Regions from separate parts of the Homo sapiens genome. Here region 1 is linked to region 2. Evidence: chromatin contacts called from ENCODE Hi-C or POLR2A ChIA-PET data. All regions are on one chromosome and are shown on one strand. Each heading gives the region's core, a stretch centred on a gene start or an enhancer-like site at or near the end of the contact. The rest is flanking DNA. Distances are from core to core; before and after follow the strand shown. Region 1 holds the start of NAB1 (NGFI-A binding protein 1). Region 2 holds the start of SLC40A1 (solute carrier family 40 member 1).

Evidence for each region. A loop is a pair of places that touch in the nucleus more often than their neighbours do. ChIA-PET counts read pairs that join two places held with the same protein, here RNA polymerase II (POLR2A). Pooled maps may share reads with other maps.
Region 1: a loop to region 2 is called in a map of naive thymus-derived CD4-positive, alpha-beta T cell, with 2.6 times the contacts of the local background. The contact joins the promoter of NAB1 here to the promoter of SLC40A1 in region 2. A Hi-C loop is called at or near these places in 1 of 168 maps with a recorded cell type or tissue (naive thymus-derived CD4-positive, alpha-beta T cell) and 7 of 50 pooled maps. POLR2A ChIA-PET finds 5 or more read pairs at or near these places in 2 of 52 experiments (WTC11 and naive thymus-derived CD4-positive, alpha-beta T cell).

Annotation. Positions count from the first base shown.
Region 1 is chr2:190,645,755-190,652,853 of GRCh38, forward strand. NAB1 (NGFI-A binding protein 1) reads left to right here and starts at 3,329. Exons shown (of 10, transcript NM_005966.4): 1 at 3,329-3,606; 2 at 4,092-4,228. It also overlaps a transcript of NEMP2 not described here. RefSeq lists silencers at 2,590-2,639, 2,650-2,699, 2,780-2,829, 2,860-3,229, 3,240-3,839.
Region 2 is chr2:189,578,795-189,585,357 of GRCh38, forward strand. SLC40A1 (solute carrier family 40 member 1) reads right to left here and starts at 1,992. Exons shown (of 8, transcript NM_014585.6): 1 at 1,624-1,992; 2 at 1,019-1,086. The coding sequence starts at 1,666. RefSeq lists silencers at 1,946-2,005, 2,076-2,245.

The DNA.
Region 1 (7,099 bases), core at 2,079-4,578, 1.1 Mb after region 2:
TTATTTTTATTTTACTATTTGCATTCGACGAAGTATTACAAAAATAATATAGTCTCATTCCTTAGTAGTTTTTATATTCATCTTTTAGAGTGCATGAAAAGACAATCAAAACTATAAACAGAGACAAAACATTTTCCTTTGTCTTTTAGACTTCCTTCTGTTCTCCTTATTTTCACTGTTTTATAGCAAAGCCCTGCGGGCAGGGAACCATCCATGACTTACTTGTCTTTGTGTTCCAAGCATCCAGCCCTAAACCTGGCACATTCTTGGTGCTCAACAAGCTGTACTGAATAAATGAATAATTTCAATATACAGGTATTTATAATAAAATCACACCAGGAGAAACCAAAACTATTGCATGGACGTTTAACAAAAGATATCCAAAGTGGTCTGAATGGCAACTATTTGTGTTAGCACATTCTTACACCTGTCTGGGATGCCTCCAAGAACACTCTAAAGCCTTGAAACTGTTTGATCTCTTCCAGAGGGCCTTCAGAGGATAATCAGACACCATAATTGTTACCTTCCAGGATGGAATGTGAATCTCTTTGCTTTCCTCTAACAAATCCTCAGGGCGTGGGAGTGGGAGAAGACTGTGTGTGTGCTGGAGTCGGGAGGAGGTATTAGGGATGGCATGAGTGACAAAACCTGGTAAGGTGGAAAAAAAGAATCCATCGTCTGACTTGACTCAGATACAGGCGAATGCTTCAGTTCTTTTTGAGCTACCATATTGACTACAGTGTTGTCATACAGACATACAGAATTGGATGCTTAAAAGCTTAAAATTTTATCTTTCCTTCATTTTCCTTCCTCCCACCACTTCCCCCAGCACCACAGGGCATTTAAGGCAAAGTAAAGTGGGCCAAAAATGCCATTCTTAATGTGGGAAGAATACACTATCTAAATGTGCCCAGAAAACAAACAAGGATAGATTCCACTGTTTAACTGTAGAAACCAGATACAACTCAGAAGAAAAAGTATCTGTCCTGACACATTTCCTTTTCAGCATCATGTTCAGCCAGACACAGACAAGCTTGGGAAGAGGATTTAATGTTGTTTCTTCCAACTCTGGAAACAATTCCACTAGAAGGCTCAATAGTTCAGGTAAGACCACTCATTTCGTGACTCATGAATCCGTGATTATACATCTTTACGGAAAAAAGTTCTTTTTTTCTAGCTTTCAGAACCAAGAGTGTTTGCAAAACATCAAGATTCCATAGAGGAATTAGAAGAGAATTTTGCAGATTTCGTTGCCTGAACATTACCTTCCCCACCAACCAAGAAATTGCCTAAATCGTCTTTAACATGACCATCTAACTTTCTCTTTAGTAGAACAGGATCCACAGCTGCAAAAACCGTGACAATTAGGGAGACTAAGAGAAACTTCCAGCAGTGATTTCTGCAGTTAAAGAATTTCAGGAATTAAGCAGACTTATTCATTTGAAATATCAACTCAACTACTCCAGACAAAACCTGTCACTAATACTGAAGAAAAAGATTTAACTTTAATTATATGTATTCCATTGCGGCATTACTCATTTCTATAACATGATTTCGCAAAAAGAAAAAAAAAGGTTCTGTACTTTATTAAAGTCTTTTTCTTTCAATATCATCATCATCATCCTATCCCTTGCTGCAACATAAAGATGTGGTTTGAAGAATTTCCCATCTCAAAGAATGCCTTGTATCCCCATCAGCGAAGTAGGCACACTCTGGGAGGCCAGCCAGGGTGTGGGAATGGCCTCCTATAAAACTTGATTTTTATGTGTATGTTAAAATGGGATTCTACCTGTCTTTGCAGTAGTTTTATATTAATGAATGCTCTCTAATCTTCAAGAACACAATGCTAAAATTCTTTAATTTTTCCACTTTTTGCAAAGAATTGAAATATAGATTTAAAAAACAGACTTCCAAAATTTTTTTGGCAATAGCTTAAGTACATTTTTCTTCTTCTTCTTTTTTTTTTTTTTTTTTTTTGAGACTGAGTTTCGCTCTTGTTGCCCAAGCTGGAGTGCAATGGCACGATCTTGGCTCACTGCAACCTCCGCCTCCCGGGTTCAAGCTATTCTCCCGCCTCAGCCTCCCAAGCAGCTGGGATGTCAGGCATGCGCCACCACGCCCGGCTAATTTTGTATTTTTTGTAGAGACGGGATTTCACCACGTTAGCCAGGCTGGTGTCCAACTCCGGACCTCAGGTGATCCGCCCGCCTCGGCCTCCCACAGTGCTGGCATTACAGGCGTGAGCCCTGGCCAGCCTAAGTACATTTTTGAAGGTGCTTTAATACTTTGGTTAGCAAAGTTTATGCAAACCAAAAAATTCTATATTGTGCCTTGGGAACTCTAATTTAGCACACACCAGCACTATACTAGCGCCGTAGTTTTTCTACACCATGGACACAAAAAACATTAAACAGTAAAATAAAAGGCAGATTTTCAGGAGGTTAAAAAGGTTGGAATTAAATTACCCGGCCAGCGCGACAGTTGTCAAAGCTGTACTTCGGACTCCCTGGTTCCATTCCTCCCTCCTCCTCCCGTCCCAACGCCAGAGCGGAGGTGGGGAGGGGGCAAGATGGGCGAGGCAGAGATGCTCTCCCAGCCGCCGGTTCTTCCAGCGCCGCGCACCTGCCGCCCCTTCCTCCATGCGGTCGCTGCAGCCTTCCCGCCGGACGCCTCGCCCCCCCGGGCAGGGGCGCACCTGGACCACCTGCCTCCCCGCCTCTGCCCCGAGCCTGCGGGGGCCAGGGGAGCCCGGCGCGCTGTTGTTTTTTTTTTTTTTTTTTTTTTAAAGTCAGCCTCCTAGAGGATGTTGGATTTGGCGGGTGTGCTCTTTGAAATACTATATCGGGAACCTCACACATAATTTTTTTTTTTTAATTGCAAACCTTCCCAGTTCACTCCGCAGCTGGAGAGCAGGCCGGAGGCGGCGTTCCCCACCCGTCTCCCTCTTTGTCGTCCCCTCCCCGCGCCCGGAGCGGGACTCGCGGGAGCCGCCCACTCCCGGCGCCCACTTGGTTCCTCCCAGCTGCCGTGTGAATGGGCCGTCCTCCGGATTCCGCGGAGGGGGCGGCGGGAAGGGGCCGAGCCCCGGGCCCAGCGGCCGCCCCCGCCCCCGCCCGGCGGCGGCCCACGCCGGGATCTGCGTCACTCGGCCGCGCGTGGGCGGGAGCCGGAGCGGCGAATGTAGCAAGAGCGGAATCTCCCAATGTGACAGCGCGGGGTGGGGGAGTGGAGGCGGCGGAGGCGGGCGGGGGAGGGGGAGGAGGGTGTAGCGCGCGCGGGGAAGGCAGGGGAGGGGAGGGCAAGGCGCGGCGGGGGAGGCGCTGCCGCCGCCGCCGCCGCCCGCGCGCCGCAGCCTGGAGGAGCCGCCGCCGCCGCCGCGGCCAAGCGAGCGCCGTCGGGGCGGGTGGGCGGGAAGAAGCGGCGGGCCCGAGGTGGGGGGGAGCAGAGAGAGCGCGCCCACCACCTTCCCTTCCCCCCTCGATGGGAGCGGGGGCGTCCCGGCTCCTGCAGCCGCCAGAGGAGGGAGAGCCGGGGGCCGTCGCTTCGGAGTTGGGGCTGAGCAGTCCTCGGGGAGAGCGCGCCAAGACCGCTGCAGCCGCTGGCTGAGTACGTACCGGAGCGGACGGTCGCCACTCCCGGTCCGCCAAGTGCGGGACACTTTCGCGGCTGAGCGGCCACGGGCGAACTTGGGGCGGCTGAGTCGCGGGGCCACGCGGGCACTTTGGGGGCGGTGTCCGGGGGAAGCGGGCTCCGCGCGGCCGCCGCCGGAAGGAGAGGGCGGCCCCGGGCTCGTGTGGGCGATTCCCGGAGACATTCTGTGTGCCAGGGCGGCGGGGAGCGCGGCCCTGACTCGTGCATTTTCCCTCCGAGAAAGGTTGGGGTGCCGAGTCCGTTTTGCTAACGGGGCTGGGGGCGTCACACGGCGCTCTGGGGGTGTGCGATGTGGGTTGTGCGCGCCGGCCCCAGAGTTTTGCAGCCACCTTCGTCAGGGCAGTCTTTTTGTTTGTTTACTTTATAAAAGTGCTGCACTTACCGTCTCGATTTTCTTCTTGGGTATCTTCCCTTTCCGAATGTAGTTTTCTTTTTAAAAGCGGAAGGAGAGTTTTACATGGAAGTGGCTTACAGAAACTTGGCGCTGAGGTGCAGGGAAGCCAGAAACTCTTTGTGTCTCTAAGGCCGATGAGGAATTTGGAAACACATGTGGGACATACAAGCGTTGGATATAGAGGTGTGTGTGTGTGACCTTATCATGGAGAAACACTGAAAATACTATCAAATCTTTGTGGTCTGCAAACTCAGAGCTTCCAAAGCTTGAGATAGGAAATGACACTTCTGTTAAGCCTGAATGTTGCAGGATCTCGGGGAAAGGGATAGTTGAGATGGAATATACATTTGTCGATTCTGCAGACCAAGCTTTGCAGCGAGTGATCGGGAGGAATCGTAGACTTGCATGTACTTACACCTCGCTCCCTGAGATTCGGGAGGCACGGAAAATTTTGGGATGGCTGTTAATTTAAAATTTCATCTGAAAGAGTCGATTTGGAGTAACTTGTCACTACCAGTTGGTTTGCCAGTGACGTGTCTGCCAACTCAAAGAGTGCAAAGATCAGAAGCTGAAAGAGGAATTCTCAGATCTTGTTTAAAAATATTTTGGCAGTTTTAATAGATAATATGAGATTGCATAGGAACAGAGGAGCCGAATTTAAAATAGATTAGTCACGTAGGAAATGCTTAGCTGTTGTAAAAGTGTTCACGCAATGACTTACCTTCCTAGGTTTTCACTTTTTTGAAAATTTTTCCCTGAACAACATACTGAATTATGATATTTCATAATTTGTGTGTGGGTTATAAGAAGTATGAGGAGAGAGGATGCATAGGATTTGCTTTTTCTGTTTTGGGTGGAGATTGAGCTTTTCCTGAAGACCTGAAAGAGCTGCTTCTGATCTAATCTGAGTGCCAGTAAAAGTGGCTCTTAGATGAAAGGCTTTTTCTTCTCCATATTGGTGTCATTTAAGACATACAATATTATCTTTAAGTTTAAAAGATTATATTTTTTCATCGGTATTAACATACAAATAAGGGTTTTCTTGAGTCTTTGTAGATGACTGGCTAGGTCAGCCTTTTTTATCCCTGATTTGGGTATTAGATATTGGAACATTAGGTCTTGAAAGAAAATTTCAAGGAACTTCTGGAAGAAGCTTTCTTGTTTCAATTTTATTATTTTTACCATTTTGCACTAAAGTTAATATGCCATTTCGAGATTAAAAATGTTTTTTTCCCGACTCTGATGGTCTCTTGTTACTTGTGAAGGTATCAATAATAATGTAATAATGACAACATTGAGGAACTGTAGATTTTTATTTTATTCTGCCTGCTAATTATGGATGTAATTCAAATGACAGAAATTCTTAGGATTACTATGGTTGTTACAAGGACATTTAGTAAGCTTATATGTCTAGTAAATAACTTGATCTATCTAAAAAATACTTTATCTCATCTTATTTCAAAATTATTCAGTTGAGTAATCTCTTTTTTGTAAGTGGCAAATAACATCCACTGTCGTATGAGAAAGTTAATAGATGTTTATTCTCCTTGTTAGAGAAACACTGAAAGCATTAGGTATTTTCATCACGGTATAGCTAAGAACCTATTGGTTTATTAAAGATTTTGGGGGTTTGCACTGTGGATGCTTCTTTGAAAGAAGAAATTATAAACTGGGGGACATCTTTGATGAATTTGTTAATGAACTTTAAATATTTAAAGTTCAGGTTGGATGAAAACAGAAGTATGTCAGTTTCTAAAGAAAATATAGACATGGGGTCTCGCTGTGTTGCCCAGGTTGGCCTCAAACTCCTGGGGCCAAGGGATTATCCCACCTTAGCCTCCGAAGTTATGTCAGGTTTCATTGGCCTAAGACTTAGGACTCATTTATTCCATTATAACAAGCCTGGAGCTGTTTTTTGTGAGTGCTATTTATGTACATTTTTGGAAATGAAATCTTTGTAAAATTTACCTTTAAATGCAAAGCTGTGTTTTGGATGGAAGTGACCATTTTATAATATGTTTTGAACAGTTTAAGATCATGCTAATGTATAATCAACCCGTCTATGCATATTTCATTGTGGAATTTGCTAAACATATTATAGCATAAATAATACCCACTTGAGCATAATAGAAGATTGCTAGACCCTTTGCTTTGGATTTATTTTTATCTTACCTGCTTCTTTTATCCTTTTCAACAGTAGAATGAAGAATGGTACAATTGTTATATTAAGTGCAAATTCCCTTTCTGATCTGACATGTTCAATAACTCATACAACAGTAGAATATACTCCTTAAACTTAATAATGGAGCAAGTGGGAAATTTGACAAGTTGATGCTTGGAAAAAATAGTAATCCTCATCTTGTGAGAATTCACACAGCTAAAACATGCCATTAAGCTTTCAAAGAGTTTGTCATTTCTCAATACATTGTATTTAGGGGGTGACCCATTAATTTGCATGGTATATTAATTTAATGATTTTTACAGAGAAACTTCTGAAAAGGTGAAAAAAACTTATAAATATTGCCTGCATACTCTGTGCTCAGTGGGTACTTAATGTTTGTTGAATGACTTGATGGTTGGTTGGTTAAGAATTTCCAGCCATTGTACGAAATGCTAGTATTTGCCTATTGTTACTATAGTTAAATGAATAAATACATAGTTATCATTTAGCAAAATCTGGTTTAGTTTTTTCTAATTTTGGCAAGTAAATTTAACCTCACACTGAATATTTTTATTAAAATTTTAAGGTGTCTCTAAAATTTTTTTCCAGCTTCATTCATTCCATTCAGAATTTAGAAACGAATCAATAAGAGACAACATTTTAAGTTTCCCAAATTACAGTCAATTCATTAGAAGGTATATATTTAATTCATAGCTAAGATCCAGAAGTATCTTGACTTATATGGTACACCACTGAATGCTTACTAATATGTGTGCCTAGGTAAATCACTGGAAGCTTGAAACACATACATGGGAGTTAGTACCTAGGCCAACCCTACAATCTTAAGTAACCCATAAAGTGTAGCTGAACTATATTTAATCATTTTAGCTTGA
Region 2 (6,563 bases), core at 742-3,241:
TGTCATCTATAAACTGCTATTTCTTAGAGAACCAATAATGTAGCTTAACAATTTCTCAAAGGTATTGGGTATAGATTTCCTCTTCCAGTGGTTTCCATCCATGTCTTAAGGATGATCCAATATAAGTTTCCAATTTAAAAGGAAAATAACATTCAAAAAATTTACTCTCAAAATTCTTTCCATTCTTTTTAAATACATATGAGCCATGGACAGAATATAGCCAGATTTATTGCTTTTAAACAATAATTGTTTAATGTTAAAGATTCTAATCATCACTGAACATATATCTAGCACCCTTCTAGTTTATTATTTTTCGGAGAGAGTTTTAGGAGCCCAGATCTACAGAAACACTAGGTCTTTTCCAGGACAACCTAGAAAGTCAGAGGGAAAACTGTAAATCCATTGCTGATATTCATTGGATGATTAATTTTAAGATAGCCTCCACTGCCCCAAACTTTATCTAACTATAGATAACATTTTTAAAGACCAGAATTTTTGTCACTCAGATATTTGTTCTGGGGGTCATTTATGTTTCAATTAATCTTAGAATGTTATTATTAGCTTAAGTCAGTCACTCTACCATTCTATTGTATTCTCATGGTGCTGCACGCTGGAACTAAATTTTAACAAAAAAAGAAAACAAAATATTTTAAAATGTGAAGAAGAGAAGGTATATGAGACATCCATCCATCTTTTGTAGCAGATATGTCTATTTACCAAAGCTACTAATGCAACATAAAATTTAAAAACAAGGCAAATATTCCTTTCCTTGATAATCTTGTCTGGATAGTTGTCTATCTACATAAACTACGATGATCTGATAATTAAGTTGCATTAACTAACACTCATGGGGAAAGATCTTCGATGTAAATAACGTTTTCATTAAAGCATGTGTACTTGGATGATTTATTTCTTTAACTGCTTGACAAAACTGGAAGTTGGCTTAATACAACTGGCTAGAACGAAAGGAAATAAAAAATTGCGCAACTGTGTTGTAAGACTATGCATTCTCACTTACCCAAGTAGAGAGAGAATGACCAAGGTAGAGAAGGAATTTTGCAGAGGTCAGGTAGTCGGCCAAGGATCCTGCAAAGACACAGGCGGGGTGACAAAAAGCGATGGTAGTCACTTAATGAGCTGAGGGCAGAATGCTTATCCATTTGATCTCATTAGAACATGATTATTAAAAACTACTTTGCAGGACAAACCACGTACATTTTATCAAGTTACCTATGAACCGATGTATTTCGTTCACTTAATACCATTCACTAAATTCAGTTATTGACCTAGTCAATAACTGCCCAACTTCACATTTCACATACAGTGAAGAAACTCTTGTTTCAGCATTCTTTTTTGGGTTGGTTGGTTTGTTTGTTTTGTTTCTTTTTTACACAAGGCAATCCAAACTGCCCAATCTACTCCATCCGTGCCTGTGTGCAAACCCCTTTTCCCACACCCTGAATTTCCTTTCTTCCTTAACGTCCACCAAATATGAGTCAAAGGATCTTTTTACAAAGCTATGGTTCACAGCAGAGCCACATTCCTCCAGAACTCGTGTAGAGTTGCTTGTCTCCAAAGCCCCACCTGGGTTTCCACCATATGCTTTCGGTCAACGACACTCACCACAGCATCCTCTCTGGCGGTTGTGATCTCCCGCCCTGGTCATGACACTAGGCGACCCCGCTGGCTCTTCTGCGGCTGCTATCGCTGCTGCTGCTCTCGCTGAGGTGCTTGTTAACAGGAGTGCAAGGAACTGGAGATAGCACCTCTAAAAACACAACAGCCTTGGGCAAAAAGACTACAACGACGACTTTGGCAAAGAACAAAAGAAAAGGGGCCCAGGGATTTTCTTTTTTCCTTCTTTCCAAACTTAGCTAACACTGTAGCTGAAGTTGGAAAGGCAAAGCCTTATGGAAGCGGTTTGGGAGGCTCAGCAGGTCGTCCGAGCCTAGCGGACGCCCTGAGCCAGCTCTCTCCGCCGCCGCCGCCGCCGCCGTGGGCCGGGCCCAGCTCTTATACCGAGTCGGGGGCGGAGCTCCCTGCGACCTCCGACTGGGGCCGCCCCGTCCCCTTCAGGGCCGCCCGGGCGTCCCCGCGGCGCGAGACGAGCTCCCGTCAACCTTGCGCGCCGGGCCGTCCCCGCGCCCTTGCCCGGAGGAGTCGCCCACCCCGGGCGCAAGCGTCCAACCGGCCGCAGACACCCTGCGCGGCTTGCGGGGACCTTCGCCTCGACGCGTTCCACTCCCCGGGTTTTCCTGCTCTCCGGGAAGCCGCGAGGGCAACCTCGGGGGGCGGCCGTGGGGCTGGGAAAAGGAGGAAGGCGCGTGGAGCCGGCGGGGCGGCGTAGGGAGATTCTGCGCGAAACTAAGCGTCAGGTGCTGGAAGAAAGCGCTGCGCACCGGCTACCCCGCAGTTCAGGGAAAGGGCGGCCGCCGGACGGTCGCAGTGCAAAGCTCCAGCGCGAGCTTGGTGGGTGGGGATTCCTTTTTTAACGAAAATAATTTTTAATACAGGTATCTAAATAAATATAATTCATGCCACAGAGGCCGCTTTCCTGGCCGTCCCATTCCGGCCCGCCTGCAGCAGAGAATGCCTTTCCTTCCCCGGACTGCATAGCAGGGCTTCCCTCAAAGAACCAGAATCAAAGGGCAGGAAGGGGGCGCAAAGATCAGAGTCCATCCCTCTTGAGAGGAGCAAACGGAGGCTTGCAAAGGTGAAGTCCCGCAGCGAGTTACAGACCTACCCGTATCCCCAAACTGGGGCCTCCAAATCCGTCCTGGAGACAGAATGAGGATGCTGCAGCCCCAGCAAACCCTTCACCATCATTCCTTCTCCCTCTGTACCCTCTCACCCCGCCCCCACGCGCGCGTCCCTTCCCCACCTAACCTCCAAATGCCCCAGTGACAGGCTTACCAGGAATACCGGTTATCCCAGTTGTGTCCCTGGATCTGTCCCTGTCCAGATAAAGCCATTCGGTGGCCTCCTGGAGGGTGAGGTGAATGACTAAAGAACACCAGACTCTAGCCTTGGTTGACTTCGTTTTAATCCTGCTGTGCCAAACCAACCCCTGGGGCATACCAGCCCCTTTTGCCAGTAGGTTACCTTACCCTTCTTAATCTCACGAAAACCCTGGTAGTGGATCCTACATATTGAAACTCCAACCAGATGCCACACCTTGAGCACAGGCCAGACTGACACCCAGTAGTGAAGGGAGCCACGCATGAGTATGTGCCCTGTATCTGCACTCTCAATCAGGAGCCCCAAAGGTCTACGGGGTGGGTGCAGCTGGATTCGGTTGGGATGTGGTCTGGTGAGTAGAGATAGGGGTTACAGTTTAACTACTGCTTTTCACTGCTTTTTGCCTTTTCAAGCCCTCTTTTTTCCTTTCTTTCACACGACATTCAAGTTCTTTCTCCCAATTTAGAGAGGTTTTGGTTTGCTAACCGTGGAGAATAGGGTCATTTATACATGCATCCTTGAGAATAAACCAAAGTATACTCAGATGAGTGAACTAAAGTGAAGGAGTGAACTGGTAAATAAACCCCTCCACTTTATGGCGATCCCTTATTAGAGATGAATTTTTTGACAGGTCCTCAACAAGGCACAAAGGATAGTGATAGTTTGCACATTTGTCAGAGTGTGTCTCAGCAACAAGGACCTCCAAGTGCTTTACATTAATTATTACATATTATAAGAAGGGGTGTCATGCTGTCCCCAACTTCCAGGTGGCTTTTTAAAAGTTCGGTTGGTTAAAAAAAAAATTACTTCCCGTAGACACTGTTTAAGAAGTATTTGTGGAAAGAGTGGCTAAGTCAGCATATACCTCAAAATGTGATATGGAGTCTCTGTTCTCCATTGTCACCAAGGAGTCCCCAGAAGCCAAAACCGAGAGAATGTTATAAAGAACAAATGGGATACTGCAGTGAAGCAAGTAGGAAAGATACTTTGGAAAGAAAACAAGCAAGGTTCATGACATTAAAACCAGTGAGTGAGCTGTGGAAGGGGAATCTTAAATCCTAATTAATGAGAATAGTTGAGATATGTTAGTTGGGGCTTATGAAATGGAAAGAAATTGAAAATGAAAATAGAATAAAAATCCTCAAACTATTCAGAAAGTGCAAAATGACAGAATTCTTTTGGCTTTGACATGCTAGGTTACAAAGCACCGCTTTAATCACAAGACCCTTCGGGCTCTTCCTCCTTCTGAGAAAACATTTGACCAGTTGAAAATTAAGATTTCTTCCAAAAGTCATATATATGTTTTTGAGAACACAGAACATACAACATTCCCATCAATTTAATCTAACTAAGAAAGTCATGCAAGTTTTAAGTCAGTTTACAAAAAATAGTAGATACCCTAAAGACCATGTGCCAATTCATTTTCAACATGTTTTAAAGTTTGTAACTAGGTTAACCACCTTTTTAAAAATCCCAGCCAGAATAAAATGTATATGGCTATTTAAAATTCATTTAAAGTGTTTATAGTTGGGAAATAAAAACGGTTTTATCATTTCATTTTTAAGTTGTCTTTTCACTTACCGGCCAGGCATCCTCAGTTTCCTCTGCCATATCAGATGTGCTCACCAGGACAAAGGCAGAATAAAGAATGGTCACTATTCCACTGCTCTGAAGAAAAAAAGTAATAGGGTTATCACCAACTATTACAGGAAGGGCTCCAATCCAGGACTGTGCTTCTGTTGGATGTGAACCTTTTTACATTAACTTAGGAGCTATAAAGCCACGTTTCCATTCAAAAATCTTTCTCAGTGTTACAGGCAAATTTCAAGAACGGTTTTATATTTCTATAATATGAATGAATGGCTCTTGAGAAGTTTAAGTTCAACATCTACTTTAAATTACAGACATCCTATTGAAAGATAAATATCCTCCCAGGTCTTCATTTTGTTTGAACATTTCAAATAGATTTGACCTTGCGAAGTTTCTTATGAATGCTGGCTCTCATTGGGGGTGCTCTCTTGCTTCCTCTCTCTCATACACACACACACACACACACACACACACACACACATATACACAGTAGTCTACAGTTTCTAGTTGGAAAAATTAAATACAGAATTCAGAAGATTCCAAAAGAAATATACTCCTAAGGCAAATCCATAGAGACAGAGAGCATATTGGTTGTTTTCAGAGCCTGGGAGGAGGGAAGAATAGGTAGTGACTGCTTTATGGGTGTGTAGTTTCCCTTTGGGGTGATGAAAATGGTCTGAATCTAGATAGTGGCAATGGTTTTGCCACAATGTGAAATAATAAAAGTCACCAAAATGGCTCAAGTGGTGAATTTTATGTTATGCAAATTTTAGCTTGATTAAATATATATATATTCTTAAAAGGAAAGTTTGCCATTTTTCAATAATGGTATTGATTGAGATAAATGTAGGCCAAATGTAGTCTCAGGAGATCTTAATCAAATAGAAAGAGACTGTAGAAAGAAAAAAAGAGAAGTCTTGTCCATTACGCTGACTGGAAACTAAAACATGGAACTAAGTTAACTGTTTAGTTTTCTCCATATACAGCCAGAAAATACATAAAATTCTATTTAATAAATATTTCAGTCTCTTAACTTTTGCCGTGGATCGTCACTTTTGCTGTCTAATCTAACTCTCTCATGTTACAATGTCAAGTCTGTTCTCCTGTATTCTGTCTGAATTCATTAAAGCGCAAAACAAATGCTTGGTATCACCACAACAGTATCCCCTTCACGTTCTCCAGATGCTGCTCAGCCTTGCCTTCCTCAGGTTGTATAAACAGGGATGGATTTCCCAAGTGTTCAGTTATTTTAGCTGGTATTCTCGATGCCCTTTTCAACAGCAATTTGATTGCAAGCCCCTCACAGAAGACAGCACAGAACACCTCATCCATCTAAGCAGAGTTCCTGTTAACACATTCTCATATCTTCAATCTTCCTTTTCAGACACTCTACACTGTTTCTAAGCAGCACCTTGAAGCTGATCCCTACTAAGCTGGCCATAAACATATTCATGAAGATTGCATTTTGCACTGCTGTCAAAAAGTTCAGAGTTCCTTAATGTTTTGTTTAGGACATAGTTCATGTTTCCAGTGCAAGAGTCCCTGTTTCCAGCTCCCTCCCCACCCCAACCTCTTAGTGGTATGATCTTTGTGTTTGTTCTTCTGTTTTGTTTTTTTTTTCCAGTAAATACTACTTCCATACTGCTGATTTTTCCCTTATCAAGTCTCACAAAATACCCAATTATTACAGCATGTCAATTATGAGTGCAACATAGTAAAAGATAATGATGTCTCTCAGTCATAAAATCCCTAGACAATATCCTTAGTCTTGGGTCCTTAATTTGTGCTCACACAATAGTGTAATAAGGAAAATCCTAGAACTATAAAGACTTTTATCATGTGACCTGGACAAAGCCCTCTTCTCTGATGCAATTAGGAAATACTGGCTACAGTAATTATATCAGCATTTAAGAAAAGTTAAAAATACAGTATGAAGGCCCCTCCCAAGGATGTCTGTCAGAAATATTTCATTGCAGTGTTATCTACACTGAATCAACATATATAACAATAGACAC